Linked DNA regions of Homo sapiens: region 2 is linked to region 1. A link is a loop called in an ENCODE intact Hi-C map of the cell type or tissue named here. Cell type or tissue: heart right ventricle. All regions are shown on one strand. Each heading gives the region's core, and the rest is flanking DNA. Links, peaks and the distances in the headings are about the cores only. Region 1 overlaps PAM (peptidylglycine alpha-amidating monooxygenase). Region 2 overlaps PAM (peptidylglycine alpha-amidating monooxygenase).

The links. Hi-C counts contacts between places; a loop is a spot of excess contacts. Peaks named below come from ENCODE experiments on the same cell type or tissue, not always from the same donor. Only the 100,000 strongest peaks of a DNase experiment are listed, where the experiment ranks them.
Region 2: a loop joins it to region 1, with 2.2 times the contacts of the local background. A loop is called at or near these places in 6 of 110 quality-filtered maps.

Annotation. Positions count from the first base shown.
Region 1 is chr5:102,953,836-102,962,187 of GRCh38, forward strand. It overlaps PAM (peptidylglycine alpha-amidating monooxygenase), which reads left to right. Exons shown (of 26, transcript NM_001177306.2): 13 at 6,040-6,224; 14 at 7,323-7,394. Among named protein-coding and RNA genes, the nearest start is that of GIN1, 160 kb to the right of the region's middle. In heart right ventricle, for the core only: no CTCF peak of the experiment used is centred there; no DNase peak of the experiment used is centred there; H3K27ac peaks cover 1,957 bases.
Region 2 is chr5:102,757,908-102,766,259 of GRCh38, forward strand. All of the region lies in intron 1 of PAM (peptidylglycine alpha-amidating monooxygenase), which reads left to right. Among named protein-coding and RNA genes, the nearest start is that of PAM, 6.8 kb to the left of the region's middle. RefSeq lists an enhancer at 4,182-4,331. In heart right ventricle, for the core only: no CTCF peak of the experiment used is centred there; no DNase peak of the experiment used is centred there; H3K27ac peaks cover 6,021 bases.

The DNA of each region.
Region 1 (8,352 bases), core at 172-8,171:
AAACCCCATCTCTACAAAAATACAAAAATTAGTCGGGCATGATGGCGGATGCCCATAATCCCAGCTACTTGGGAGGCTGAGGCTGGAGAATCGCTTGAACCTGGAAGGAAGAGATTGCAGTGAGCCAAGATCATGCCATTGCGCTTCAGACTGGGCTATAGAGTAAATAACAGGAGCAATGTTTCCCTGTCTCCGTCTCAAAATAAAAAAATATTAAAAAAAAGATAGGTAAGCAAAGTGATGGATTTGTTAGTTTGATTTAATAGTACCACACTGTATCCATATATTAAAAAATCACATTGTACCTTATATTACAAAATTATTTTTTATTTCAATAGTTTTTGGGGAACAGGTGGTTTTTTGTTACATGGATAAGTTCTTTAGGGATTTCTGTGATTTTAGTGCACCTGTCACCCAAGCAATGTACACTGTACCCAATATGTAGTTTTTTTTATCCTTAACCCCCTCCCACTCTTCCCTCCTGAGTCCCCAAAGTCCATTTTATCATTCTTATGCCTTTGCCTCCGTGTGGCTTAGCTCATATTTATAAATGAGAACATATGATTAAGTGCTTACCATTATTTGTCAATCAAAAGTAATATTAATAATAAAAACTACTTTAAAAGTAGGTATATTTAATATGAGATATATTAATAAATATACTTAATGGTAAAATGTTTTACCCATATATTATATTTATTTTTAAATAGTAAATATGAATAATATAGCCTAAATAAAGTTGCACCAAAGTATTATATATACTGACAACATAGTACTACTAATTGTTCTATGAAGAAGCAATATTTTGTGCTTGACTGCATTACATATTTTATATTCAGGATGATACTTCTCTAAATTCGTTTCAAATGTTTAGTCAAGTTTAAATAAAAACAGAATTTAATTAAGTCAGCCAATTAAGCTCATTAAGTCAGCTAATCAGGCTAAAAGTTTATATGCTAAAATTTAATATTAATTATTGGGACTAGGTAGACAATATTTACCAATTTGGTCAGTTTTGTTGGTCATACCTTTCATTTGGAATGGGTCATTTCATTAAAATATGAATGTTCATGGATACCAACATAGCACTTTAATCTGCATTTTTAAATATATTACATGCAAAGATAAAGTTACATGATAAATAACTTCTTAATGTATACATTTAAAGGCACCACGAAACTTTTTAAGAAATGATTAACAGTTTTGTAAAATGACTTCTTTGAAGTTTTTATATTTCTTTCTAAAATTACTATTACCGATTTTGCCTATTTTCAAGCCTAACATTTGTTGAATATAAACGGGGTAGAGGTGAAGAATTCTTGAGCTAGTGGAGTGTTTGCGGTATAGACATGGAATACAATGATATTTGGAAGTTTTTAAGTCATACATTTCAGATTACTTGGTGCTTTATTAAATCTGTATTACATATCTTTCTAATATAATATATTTTAATAAAAGCTCTCATGGAACCTAGGTAAATAGATTAGACAGATGGATAAACAGATATGGATATAAATAAATATTTTCAGAAATCCCACAGATCAATTGAGTACAAAAATTTGATCTGACTCATTATTCAGTAGTATAATATACTAGGGCAAACATGCTATGTCATATGAAGTTGTAAACATTTATTAAGCAGGATTATTAATTCTTCCTTCATTCAACACATATTTATCAAGGGCTTCCAATTTTCAGGCTCACACATTATGTCAGACCTAAAGCTATTTATATTAAGTATGCCAGTATAAAACAGGAAGTTATCACATAAGCACTTTATTATTCAAGAAGATGAAATAAATGCACTACTGTAATTTTGGAATGTAAGTAATGCCAGCAGTCATCATTTTAAGGAATCACACTGGCATTGGAGAATGTTTAAAGGGCCATTCAGTGGACATAATCTCCCTTCCTACTTTCTCATGTTCATAAATCACTCAGATTAGCAGAGTTGAATTGCATATGTTGATCTCGGTGGAAATTAAGGGTACATGTGTCAAAATACTCCCTTAGGAATACAGAAAGCAATTTGTTTTAAAATGAGATTTTTTGTTTTTGAATGAAAGGTGAATGATTGTAAAATAAAATAAGCAAACTGTGATGCTGATACTAAGGATGATTTGACTCCTGACATTTTTAGCATATGATAGTTTCTCTGTCACATAGGAGCTCAGAGTTACCTTGACTACAAGTCTAATTATAGATGGAAAGGAATAAAGTATGACTCTTTTTGTTCAGCTCTTTTAATGAAATTTTCCTTGTGATAGCAAAGATTCCTAAATTATTTGATAAAATTCAATTTTGAATCATAGAATTGGTACCCCAAATGAACTGTATTGGTGAGCTGATTAATATGTCTCAGAAAATCACGTGTGTAAAGGCAAACACATTTATATGTGTATCAAATTAACACATAATGTATGTGTAATTGAATTAGTGTATTGTGTGTGTATGTATATGTGCATGTGTGTACACACATACATATATGTATACTCTTACACATATATGCATAATTTTTCTCAAAAGTTAATTCAGTACATGGTAAGATAATTCACTTTTGAGGAAATAACCTGCGACCTTAGCTTATGTTTTTATTTTTATTTTCTCAAATATGCTATTTAAAATAATAAAGTGTGATCATAAGTTGTAGAGGACAAAGAGTTACATTATTCAGAAAGTTACTGATTTTCCTTTATTTGCTATACTTAAGTACATGTGTTTTTCAAACATGTAACCTTGTACCTTGGTACACACTATTTCTAATATAGTAATTGCTGCCTTTGTCTCCAATATTAGTATATAATTATTCTAAACTTATGCCACCTTTTTATTTCATATTCTTCTCCATAATTACGATCTATAATTTTCTTTTGTTTTTTGTTACTTACTGCTTTTTGGTGATAATAATGAATTTAATTTAGTAAGAGTAAATTATTGTCCTGATTTAGCCGACATTGCACAATTTAATTCCTTGTTCTCAGATTAATTACCTTTCACTTGTTTGAAATGAAATTTTTACTTTTAGTACAATTTTTTTTCAAATGTATGTTAAAAACAAATCCTTCCAAATATACATGTAACACCAAAATTATCTTTGAGGAAATATATATTAACAAGATATTTTATATTAGTTATTTTGAAGCTTTGCAGTATTAGTTGCTTCTTAAATCTCTAATGGATTTTTCTGAAAGCTTGAACTATGTGTTTATCTGAATGGATGGACAGATGGACAGATAGAAGGATATAGATAGAATATACATAGATATTTACCTGTCTTTATACAGATAAGACATGTTATGAAACATTTCTAGCTACACATCTGTATGCATATCTATGTATATTCATTTGAATAGCTTTATATAGCTTTACTACATGCACACTACTCTATTGAAGAAATCCTTTTGATTGGTCATTCTTAAACAATACTAGCATTTTGTTTCTACCTACGTAAGAGCAAGTCTTACAGTACAGCTTTTCTTAAATTATGCCCTGGAACACACAGCAACACAAAGGAGCCCGGTCAGATTCATTTAGGGAATAGAACCTACTGTATCCACGCCCCCCACCCCACCATACAGTCATGAGCACATTGTGTATTAAAGGATCAGGCAGTACAACATTGTTTAACTTGTATAGCCCAACATTTTCATTTGTTCATATGGTAAGATTTTTGTTTGTTTGCTTTTTTTTTTCTTTTCTTTTCTTTTTTTTGAGACGGAGTCTCAGTCTGTCACCTAGGCTGGAGTGCAGTGGCGTGAGATCTCAGCTCACTGCAACCTCTGCCCCTGTGTTCAAGCAATTCTCCTGCCTCAGCCTCTTGAGTAGTTGGGATTACAGGCAGCTGCCACTGCGCCCAGCTAATTTTTGCATTTTTAGTAGAGACGAGGTTTCACCATCTTGGCCAGGCTGGTCTTGAACTCCTGACCTCATGATCCACCCACCTCAGCCTCCCAAAGTGCTGGGATTACAGGCGTGAGCCATCGTGCCCGGCAGGCCATATGGTAAGTTTTTCTCAACTCTTCTGTAAGCATTTCAAGGACCAAAGTTTTGTGGTAATAATTGTGGAAATACTACTCTAGTAGGAAGAGTAAAAAAAGTTCTAGAATTCCCTCTCTAAGTATTTTATAAAAACATATAATAGCTCACAGAATAAACAATTTCCATTTATGCAACAGAGAACACACTGGCCCAAGGGACCAACAATATTTAGACCAGCAGTGATAGTTACTTCATTGTGTGTAGCTTTTTAGTAAGGAAAAAAATCAGGATACTGGCTTCTTACATATGCTGTTGTGGGTGGGTATACCTTCTCCAGTGAAAACATGGGTATTGGCATTCCCAAAAAGAGAAAATATGGAAGGACCCATCCATTGATGAGTTGCAAGTTTCATGAATTATTATATGAATTTAAAATGTTTTTCCTTTCATTAATTTGAGATGCTTAAATGATTATTTTGCCTTTCCTCTCTGCAAGATGATTAAAGGTTTTTAAAGCTAGAGCCACATCTAAAATTCCTTTTTCCTTTTTGCTCAGTTGATCTACATATACCTCCTTTTTTTTAAAGCAGGAAAGAGAAGGATAATATGGCGGGAGGCTCCAGTTTATTATTTTTGCAACAGCCATTCCTTTTATAGCACATACTGACCAACTCCAAGGCTGTTAAAATGTAATTCTTAGGAATGGTGTTTTGACACCATGAAGACATGTGTAGTGAACAGATGTTTGTTTGGCTTTGCACTTCACTATTTGCTTATATTTCACGGGAGAGGCAATTACACTGACAGGTATCAGATTCAGAGAGTAAGAAGCCAAATGATTTCTAAAGCATAAACAGAGCTTCCCATGGCAGGGGCTTATTCCTGTGGTCTCTCAAGGGCTCTATATTTTCAAAGCTTAGAGAAATCAAATCCCTGTTTGAAAAATATTTTTATTTTTTTCCTTCCCTTGCTGATGTCATACTGTTGCTATGGAGAGAAAGTGAGTGCTGCATGACATTGCTGGAAAAATCAACACTGATGTATTTCTGTACAGCAAATAACCTACCTCATAGCTTTTTTTTATTAGTGTAGGCTTGCTAAAAATTGTCAATACTAATACTAAAATGGACATGTTCCTTTGCCCAAACAACTTTGCTATGTAAAAGTCTTGTGAAGGTGTACTTAAATGGTTCCTTCCTAATAATGCTAAAGAGAATGAAATATATAATAACCCATGTGAAGTAAGGAAGCAGAATACATATTTTGTAAACTATTAGATATTTTTTCTATCATTGGGAACTTTTTTCTTGGAAATATCCACTGTTTTAAAATCTATTTTTAACATTGAGTCATTCAACTGTACAGCACTACTTCCGTCACATCTCAACCCTTAAAAAAGATTAGTGCTGATTTCATTTTGAGTCATTCCTGAGGCATTCTTTTCAACCCTGCTATAAAAGCCTAGTTGCCAAGTCAGACATCAGGGATACACTTTGAATGTCTTAGTGGGGACACATGATTCTAGATTCATCTGGCTGTAAGGAAGGAGGCAGTTAACCAAAAACAAGGTCCAGGACTTTTGATGTTAAGAGGAAAAGCCATTTTTAAAGACTTATAATAAATAATATATGATAATTATATTGAAGGTTTCTGATTTTTACCATTGTTAAGGAAATAATAAAGATTTTCCACGAGAACAATAACTTTTCCCAGTCTATGAGTTTTAGCAAATAGGAGGGGACTAAAGAATAAAAAGATTCAAGAGAGAAAAGAAAGTACCATATTCCCTCATCTACTAAAATGCCATTTTCATCAGTGGTATTTAGTAGTGTTCATGGTGTGCCTGCAAACTGACACTCCATTGTTAAGTGGAAATATGCCTTTGACAATGTGCTTTTGATGTTGAAAACTGTGATGGGTTTTAATGAAAGCTATAAAATAAATGCACAATATTTCTACCTTTGAATCCATTGCTGGCAGATCTAAGGGCTTCATTTTTCTTGCATTAAGCATGTGTTTTATGTGAATAGTTGATTTGTTATATCTTTTTTTTGCCTGCAGTGGCACGTCTAGTGATGAAATGTGCAACTTATACATTATGTATTACATGGAAGCCAAGCATGCAGTTTCTTTCATGACCTGTACCCAGAATGTAGCTCCAGATATGTTCAGAACCATACCACCAGAGGCCAACATTCCAATTCCCGTGAAGTCTGATATGGTTATGATGCATGAACATCATAAAGGTAATAATTGATGTTTAATATAAAGTAATATATGATTTTGTATTTTATATTTTTGTATGTATCTTGTTTGATGATATTTAAAATCATCTTTATTCCCTTCTTCTACCAGTCACATGTACACACATATTTCTTATTTTCTCATTTTTCTCTTTCATATCCTATCTCCCCTCCCTGACATGTACCCATCAGAACAGTTAAAGAGGAAAATCTCAGCCAGGGATGAAACAGATTCATTTTGGGACCAATCCCATAAATGTAGACCTTTTTTCACTTAATTCATGTTTTCTCATTTCCTCATCTAACTCCTTCCCTAACCAGTAATGACTTACACAGTTTATGAATTTATGCACCATGTTCTAAAGATCACTACAGTTTGCCAGGGAAAATGGTTATCATCTCCAGCCATACTTTAAATTATCCATTTAATGGGCTTCTTCAGGCAAAGAACAATTATTGATTTGTGAAGCATTGCTAGTCTTGACTTTTTTTATCTAATTCTCAGAATTGTTATTTAACATATATATAGTTCCTCTGCAAAATGGTCATATTGACTGTCACTTTTTAACTTAAAATTGCAAAGTCTACTCCTTGTTTTATCGCATGAAGTATGCTGAGACTTGATTGAGTTTTGCAAGTTCAGTCTTAACACGCTAGAGCAGCTTCTTATTTCTTTCTAGTGGAAATTTTATGAGAGAAGTTAGCATAGCATTCTGGCCATTTATTAAGATTCTACTATATTTATAGAATATGCCTTAAAGTGTTCTTAAATGTTCTTAAAACAGTGCTAAATTTAATTTAAGAAAACAAATATGAGTCATTTTGTCAATGCATTTTGAAAATTCTGTATCATTTATATATTATTGAAAGGGTAGTTGACCTAGTTATTAAGTCAGATGTCTTGTAATTGGTAGGTTGTGCTGGGGGGTGGGGGGTGGGGAGCTTATGAATTAGAGCATTTCTGTCTTATAAATTCTTAATACGGTAATAAGCACAAGACCCTGAATAGTATTTTTATGTTGATGGACTATTTCCAATAAACTATTTTAAGTATGTAATACATACTGCAAATTTATGCTCAGCTTCTTTGATCCTTTACAGAAACAGAATATAAAGATAAGATTCCTTTACTACAGCAGCCAAAACGAGAAGAAGAAGAAGTGTTAGACCAGGGTATGTATGCTTATTTCTATAACTAGTCCTATAAAAGTATCAATTTCCAAGTAGGCAACCAAATTGTAAAGTTACTGAGATATTGTATGTCTCTCTGTATCTGCCTCAAACACTATGTATTGCTATTTTTATACAATGCATAATTCATGAGAAAATGGTCAATTATTGCACTTTAGCTTTGAAAGTAAAATTCATTCATATAATTTAGTGCTGTTTCATTTTCTGTCTTTGTTTTACTTCATTTAATATTATAATTTTTATGTATAGTACAAATAAGTGCAAGCATAATCATTAAAAACCATCAGGCTGCTTTTGAAATCTAATAACCTTAACCATTTAAATTATTGTATATTTTGTATGGTATGTTCATTAAGTAGATTTGAGATTCAAGAAAAAAAGAAATTAAGAATTAAATCCACATCTTACCTCTATAAGTCATTCTTCTCTGCCTTCATCAAGGTAGGAGCGATTATTGTCTTATACATCTATAGTTTTGTGTTAAGTTGCCATCTGCAGAGTTTAAAAAAAGCATCATTCTTCCCCTGTTCTGTTTATTGAAAGTGGTAATGTTTGATGCTTGTATGTCATATACTGCATGTGCTGGTACTAAAAAATTACTTCCCTGAATCTTGGCTTTTTGCCAGTTGTTTGGAAGGTAGTGCTTTGGGTTAGGCTTTGGAGTTTGTTATCCTAAAAAGTTGTTTTTGGCCTACGATACACGTTTTTAAACGTTAGTTTCATGTTAATGCAAACCCACTTCTACTGACAGCACAAATAGGAATAGAAAGGATTTTTCTATTAGCAACATGTAGAAGTTTCCTGTTTCTTATTGCTAGCTGCTATTGGAATTCTTCAAAATGTATTACATTAGGTCTAGTTCAAAAATATCACTCTTGTATGAATAGTTTTTACAAAATTAAACAATTGAGACTTTAGAAAGGGGAAAATGCATTCTGAA
Region 2 (8,352 bases), core at 60-8,059, 200 kb before region 1:
GGTGCACGCCGGTAGTCCCAGCTACTCAAGAGGCTGAGGAGGGAGGATCTCTTGAAACTGGGAGGTTGAGGCTATAGTGAGCTGTGATCATGCCACCACACTCCAACTTGGGCCACAGAGAGAGGCCCTGTCTCAAAAAAAAAAAAAAAAAAGACTTAGAATTTTGTTTTTTTTTTTTTTTTTTTTTTTTTTTTTTTTTTTCTTGGGGCAAAGAATGAGCAAGAATTCCACCTGGAAAAGATTGACCAGGGATCTTGACTTTCTGTCTAGGTTGTATTTTGTGTGACTCAGTGACATCTCTGATTCTTTTCCTCCTCCTAGGAAGAATTTATCTATCTGCTATGTGCAGAATTTATTAGGCTTTACATACTGGGCTTTGAGGCTTTGATTGGACTCTCACATTAAGGCATGGCAGGCTGAGGGGCAGCCTGAGGGACATAATGTTAACTTTACACTTGGCTTTATTGTTCCATACCTTTGTTTTTCTATTTGTGAAATGAGATTAAAGATCCTTCTTACTGCCCTGGAAGCCGTGTCATCTGGTATAATAGCCATAAATGCTTCTTGTGTGTATAAGAACTTTCTTTACCATTTGAATGCGAAAGCTAATTATTAAAACCACATACAAATAGCTCAAAAGATGGGCTGTGAATAAAGCTGCTGTTGGTGTCATGTGCTCTCAGGTATCCTGGCAGAAATTTCAGTCATCATGTATCCCTACAATTTACTGTGTTGTGGAGAATAAGGCCTTCATTTTATCTGGGGTTGAATGTTTACCTCTCCAAAATGGGAATAATGAAATACTAACCTGAAAGGACTGTTGTCAGCATTAAATGAGCTAATCCATGTGTGGTTCTTAGCACATTGCCAGTATACAGCTATTGCTCTATGACTCAAGTAGTTATTTTAGTTTCTCCAGGGTAGGGGGAGGGGGGAAGGAATGGAATTTCAGTGGTCCACATTTTAAAAATGAATACATATATAAAAATATAAATACACTCTTCCCCAATATTTTGAAATAGCCATTCCTCAGCTAACTTTTTTCATTCATTTATGCAACAAGTGTTTATTCAGCCCACACTAAACGTTTGGCTTTTTCCTAGGCACTGACATACAATGGTATACAAGACAGTTATAGTCACTTTCTTATGACTGAAAGGTCTAGAGAGGGATGCAGATCTGTAAACAGAGAATTATAAATTTATAAAGAAAATTTTTAAAAAATTATAATGCCATATGATTCATGCCATGATAAGGGTAGTGAAGAGAACCTCAGAAGATAGGATAGCAGGGTCCTGGGTAGGTGAATGTCACACAGTGCATCATCTCATCCTAATTGGGTTGGTGGTGGTGAAGGAAAACTTCCTAGCAGCATGAATACATGAAGACCTGAAGCATGAGTGGTAGTTAGCAGCTGAAGAGGTGGGAAGATTGAAAGAGACCAAAGGGAGCATGATGCCTTAGAATGGAAGTCAGGCAGAAAATGTTAAACAATACATAGGTAAGAGCAGGAGGGAGAGGCGTGGCAATCTGGAGAATCCAAGCTGTCTAAAGGGAAAAGTAGATACTCATTTCAGCCAAGTATTGTCAGGTTGGGATGCAGGCCAAGTGTTGCCAGATGCCTTGATTTCTAAAGAGGAGCTTAAAATTCATATTTTATAAATATGAAATCTCCCAAATATGAACTAACCCAAATGTTTTAAAAACTATTCTGTGGGCCAAACCAGACAAATCTGTAGTTGGAATTCAACCTAGGGCCACCACTTTATGACCTCTACATGTAAGAAACTGAGAGGAGTTTAATGTGGCTAAAGGCATAAACCTTAAACGGACAAGCAAGGGAAGCACTGGCTTTGTGGAACTTGCTAAGGAGGGGTGGCCTAATTCTAAGGACAGTGGGTGACATTGAAGACTGAAACAAGATGAGATTTGTGTTACAAGATGCAGTCTAGCTACTGTATAGAGAATGAGTGGGAGGAGGCAGTGGTGGAAGAAAGATAACCATTTGGAAGCTTACCGTGGTCATAGGAAGAAATTAAGTGTGGCTAAAAGCAAGGTATTCAAGCAGGTGGGAGATGAGTGGATTTCAGAGATATGTATGATACCCCTATGTTGGGATTCAATTCTCCATTAGTCACTCAGACTTTTGCATGTCTTGTGAGCAAAGGCATTTACTGCTTTCATCCCAGACTCTCTTAAAGACATTTGTATGGTAGATAGTTTTGGAAGATAGAGGTATTCTTTCCCTCTGAAGCAAAGGGCAGGTAGGTTTTACTGTCCAGTTTAAAAGATTCAAGTACCCTAAGCTCAGGGTTCCCCTCTGACAATGCAGATCATCAAGTATCTGCTTCACATCACATGGGGGGAACTGAGTTTCAGGACATTGGCACAACTATGCTGATACTACTGCTACTGATATTTTTGTGAGTAGTATAGTCCTTTGTTTCTCACCCTAGAATTTTCTGTCTTCTTCCAGCATCCCCATGAAACTGTGGCACCCTGATTTCGTTAGCCTGCAAGTAGGATAAAAATCTCAGACCCTTAATTATTGATAGCCACTAGCCACATTGTCTGTTTAAATTTAAGTATAAATTAATTAAAAATGGAATACGATTTTAAAAATCCATTCCTCAGTTGCAGTAGCCACATTTCAAATGCTTAATAGCCATACAAGGCTAGTGGATACTGTACTGGGCAGAGAAGATATAGAAAATTTCCATCATTGCAGATAGTTTTATTGGACATTGCTGGTTTAAAGCTTCAAATTTTGTTTGTGTTGGTGAGTGAGTAGAGACAGTAGAAGTTGTTGATTTCGACAGCATAAAAATGATGTTTGACTTCATGTTAGATTCACAGGAGTCCCTTTAATACAAAGAAAATATTTCTGTTTGGATAACCTATACAGTACTTAGTTCAGGCCTCTTGGGGAAAAGAAAAGTGGAAAAGTATCTACACTGTCAATTTGGAGACTGGGCAGACTGGGACCATGTAGCAACAGAAGTTCTACATATAAACAGCGTTACTCAAATCATGTGTGATTGTGAGATTAGGATCTGTGCCCAAAGGAGATTGAACTGCTGAACACTGTCTTGAGCTTTGTCTACTAACCATGCTTAACACAAAAGGACAAGAATTGCATGTTAACAGTGAGGGTCTGGAGCATAGCCAGTCCAGCAGCACCTCGGCAGTGCCTGCTGCAACCCAGCTGTGCTGGTGTGGTCTCACAGAAAGGATGGAGGACAGGAACAAGATTTCCAGATGGCTCTTGTTCAGGGAGTTTAAGAGGGTAGCTTCAAGAAAGGAGGGAACTGGACTCAAAAAATATAAAACATAATACTTTAAAGTACAACTTTAAATGACACCGCAGAATTAAGGAAACAATCAAAGCAGCAGATCTGCTTCCCTATCAGATAGGAGAAGCTCATTTTGTAGAGAGTGTGGGCCACAAGTACTGGGAAGCAAATGCACAAAGAATAATAGGTCCAGCCAACAGTTGCAGTAACAAAGGACGGTTTTTACCTGCATTGAGTGTACAGTTCACTGCTGCATGTACAACATAAGCAAAACAAAAACAGTGGTAGAAATAAATAAAAGTAAAGTCTGAGGCCCTTATGGAAGAATCATACTACTACCTGCTTTTTCCGTGGCTAAAAATGCCTTATAAATTTCATATCTTGAGAATTTCACTTATTTATGCCAAAGTAAGTTTGTTTTAAAATAGTACTCATTTGTAGTGCAGTAACATTTTACTTATATAAAGATTAATTCAAGCTTTTAAAAGTCTGAAGTTTAGAATATTTTAAAGATAGAATTTATTATTTTTAAGCACTTATGTTATCTTTTAGAACTCTTTTGAAGGGAACTTTTATGAAGATATTAGTTAATTTTGAATAGCATGATAATTGTTGCATGTAACTGGAGGCTTCTATAGTGTTTAAAGAAAACTTTTTGTAGGTTATATGTATACCTGTTATTTACATTACTAATTACATCAACAAATCCTTATTTTCATAGACATTCCTTTCAAATTCAGTGAATTCTGGGAGAGCCGAGGTCATATGCTATTAGGGTTTGTATAAAGGTAGAGTCCCTTGCATAAAGCAGGCATTTGTTAACTAGTGAGATTTTTCCCCATTTAGTTTAAAAACGTTACTTTGTTAAATGTCTTTTTCTTTTAATTGTGAGTTTTGAAATCTTATTTTTGTAGGGGTAGAAAACTCTGGTTATCTCCCCCAAATTCCCCTTCCTCAGCCCTGCTGAATCTGGTAAAGTCACTTGTTCAGTGTGCTTTCATTTTTCCTTTCTCTTTTATTTGCCACAGTTCTTACCTGTGCTTCAGGCTTGTCTTGCCTTGTGCCTCTGTTCTCTTCATATAAACAGCATGAAATTGGAAATACTCATTGTCTGTTGTATTTCTGAAGATCAGAATTTTCCCCAGTTTCATGCTGTCCTTTCTCAGGCAGGGTGTGGTAAGTCATCTTTTGAGAACTGTTTCCAGTAAAACTGGAGTATGCTGTTGAAACTGTTGGTGTGCCCTCTTCAGAAACAAAACCAGGAGACTTGCTGTTTATTGCATGAGTCACTGATGGGTTTCAATGAGTGGAAGCAATATTAGATTTTTTTTTTCATGCTCATCAATGCTACATCTTATTTTAAAAGAAGCCTGAAATAAGGAAATAAAAGTAAGCTAATAAACTCCTTCTTTCCCTGGGGAGAATTTAGAATTATATTGGTTCTAGTGTTTGGGGAATAAAGCGGTAACAATGAGGGTTAAAAAAAAATTAGGCCTTGTCCTTTAACCCGTGATACCCTGTAGTGCTCAGAGCTTTCTGGTGTGTACATTTTCTCAAGCTGCACATGAGTAACTTTAATCAGGAGCGAAGTGGTTCTTTCTATTATATGCCATTTCCTCTGTGGCCCCTGCCTCACTTAGCTATTACTGTATGCCTAATCGACCAGAGTGAAATGCCTTTAAAACATTTTCCAGGGAACTAAGGACTTTTTGCAGAATTTTTATAATAGAAAATGCCAAGGAGAGGAAAGTTTTAATGGTTTCTCTGCACAGATAAATGTTTCCAGAGCAGACTGATGATGAGTCAAGGAGCTGTTAATAGGATATGTAAATGTAACCTTTCACCTAGTTACTGTCACTACCTAAGTCATAACTACCTGGTGTCAGTAAATTATTTGAACTAGTTCTTGTCTAGTTCCCTAATTAAACAGACTCTCTTGGTCCCATGATTATCCAGTAGATAGTTAGCACTGTTTCAGCTTGCATTGTCCTGGGTTCCTCCACTCTCCTTCTGTTTTAATAATAGCTCTAAGTCCTATTATAGATTTTCACTAATATCTTTGCCTCCAGCTTTACCTCAGTATTAGTGGAAAAATTTTTTATCTATGTATTTGACAGTGACCTCTAGCTCTTGGGTTTCACTTATTCAACAAATATTCATTCAGTGTCAGCCATGTACCTAGCACTGTTCTTGACCCCAGAGATCCAATAATGAGCAAAAAATTCCTGGTCTGCATTATCATGGAGTGAAGAGTATAGGAGGAAGACAATCCCTAATAAAATTTACACACGACAGCAACAACAACAACAACAACAAATAATTATGTATAATTACAGGCAGAGGTAAATGCTCTGAATAGAACAGTAGAATTTTGTGGGCTTATATAATAGGAACCTGAGGAAGTGACACTTGATTGATATCTGAAGTATGAGTAGGAGAATGTGAGATAGGGTAGGAAGAAAAGTGTTCCAGAAAGCAGAGAGAACTGCCATTTGTGCAGAGGCCCTTTACAGAAGGGAACAGAATGAAATCAAGTAACTGAGGAAGATCAAGGGGAGAGAAGAGCTACTGTGAGGCTGGACCCCTTGGCTGGTGGCCGGCCAGTCCACAAAGGGTCTTGCTGGCCACATGAAGAATTTGGTTTTCCTCATAAGAACATAGGAGAGTGTTTTAGGTCGGAGCTGGGGACTTGATGTGATTTGTGTTTTGGTAAGATCATCTGTGGGGGCGTGAGTTGGATTGGGGTGTGCATGTCAGTGGGGTGAAATTGGGTAGCTCTTGCATTAATTTAATTTGACATGACAGTGTGTACCAGTCTGGTGGTGGATACTGGGAAGTGGCAGTGAAGATAGATCGAAAGTGTTTTGGGGGGAATACCATTAATTGAACTCGGGAATAAGTTGGGGTTTTCTTTTATTTATTCAAAAAATATTTAGCGACTCCCTACTTTATGCTACTCTCTGTGCCAGGCTCTAGGAATAAAACTCTGAACAGTACATAAAATGTCCTTGGACTCATGGAGCTTACTTATTAATGGGAGTGACAGATAATCATTAAGTGTAACATATATATTAAAAACATATATATAATAAATATATATATAATTTCAGGTACTAATAAGTCCTGTAAAGAAAAATTAGGCAAATAAGGGAATGGAGAATGATAGCAGAGGGTCCTCTTACACAGGATGGTCAACAAAAACCTCTTGAAGAGGTAGCATTTGAGCAAAAACCCAGATGAAGTCGGGGAACTAACTGTGCAAAGATTCTCTACGAAGCAGCGGTAACAGGTATAAGATATTGAGGCTGGAACAAAGGAACTCTGCCTCTATACCTCCACCACCAAGGAATACCAAGAAGGCCAGTATGTCCAGAAATACGGGGCGTGAGGGAAGAAAAGTGTTAAGAATGTCTTGCTGGTAGCTAAAACTTAAAGCATCTATATGGGGTCATTATCTTCAGTCCTGATCAGTTTTTCAAAGTCCCTTACTATATCAACTACAATCCCAGGTTGCTCCGCCACTAAACTGATTTTAACACAGCTACTAGAACAGCTTCCTTTACCACAACAGCAAACCGTGCTCAAAAACTGTCAGTGGTAACTGCTTGTCTGTCTTGTCAATGACAATCCCTTCATCAGCCCAGCTAAAAGTCCCCAATCTTACTTCAACCCCACATGCTGTTGCAACCCTTTCTGTACTTCTTATTCAGTTGAAGGCTTCCCTTTAATGTTTGTTTAGGCTTTCCACATAATTTATTCTTTTCTTTTTTGGCATTGTTTTTATTCATCATGAAGCCTCTTTTCTTTCTATTGGCCTATTTCCATCACTTCCTTCAAGAGTTATTTTTTCCACCAGTTTCTTCTGATTTATTCCAGCTTACCTGGATCACAGAACCCCTCAGCCTACTCAGTCTATGTGATGTTATTTTTGTCCTTCCTTGAGTCACTTGAAGAAGCTCTACTTTTAAAGTGCCACCATTGTTCCAAGTTAAAATATTCATGATTGTATTCATTTTTCCTAGAAAAGATTTGGCACCAGTAGTTGCCCTGCCATGTATATATGTGACATTGGCCAAAACAGTCAACGTTCAGGTTTCTTGTCAATAAGATGAAGATACCAAGCCTCCCTTCTTTCATTCAGTGTAGTTGTGAAGAAAAAGTGAAATAAAACATGTACAAAGTGTTTTAAGCAAATGTACGACATTATTTTTAATATTTTAGGTGGGTGTAGTCCATATCCTCATCTAAATTGCAGGTTCTTCACACCATTTCACATAGTGTAGAGTCATGTAAGTGTGTGCTGCAGGAACTCTGTGAGGGTTCTTAAGCTTCCAGCCACACCATGCAAGCTTGGGCCGACTTCATCTACAACCTGCATATTAGTTTCCTGGGGCTGCTGTAACAAAGTACCACAAACCGGGTGGCTTAAACCACAGAAATGTATTGTCTCAGAGTTCTAAGGCTAAAAGTCCAACATCAGTATATTGGCAGGGTTGGTTCTTTCAGAAGGCTGTGAGAGAGAACCTGTTCTGATAGCCTCAGATGTTCCTTGGCCTATACATGGTTCCTTGTGTCTTCACATCATCTTTCCTGTCTTCCTCTTTGTGTGTCTGTCTCTGTGTCCAAGTTTCCCCTTTTTATAAGGACACAGTAATATTGGATTATGGTCTACCCTAATGACCTCATCTTAACTAGATCATCTGCAAAGACCCTATTTCCAATTCGTCACATTCACAGGTACTGGAAGTTAAGAATTGAACATCTTTTTTTTTTATGGGGACACAACTCAACCCATATCGGCATGATACAATACACATACAAGAAAGGGTAATCACAAATGTGGTGAATTAGTTCTGTGTTACTAAATGGTAAATTAGATGTAGAGCTAGTTTCCCATATGATACAAGGCAGCAGCCCCTAACCTTTTTGGCACCAGGACCGGTTTCATGGAAGACAGTTTTTCCATGGACTGGGGTGGAGGAAGGTTTTGGGGTGATTCAAGTGCATTACATTTATTATGCACTTTATTGCTATTATTATTCCATTGTAATATATAATG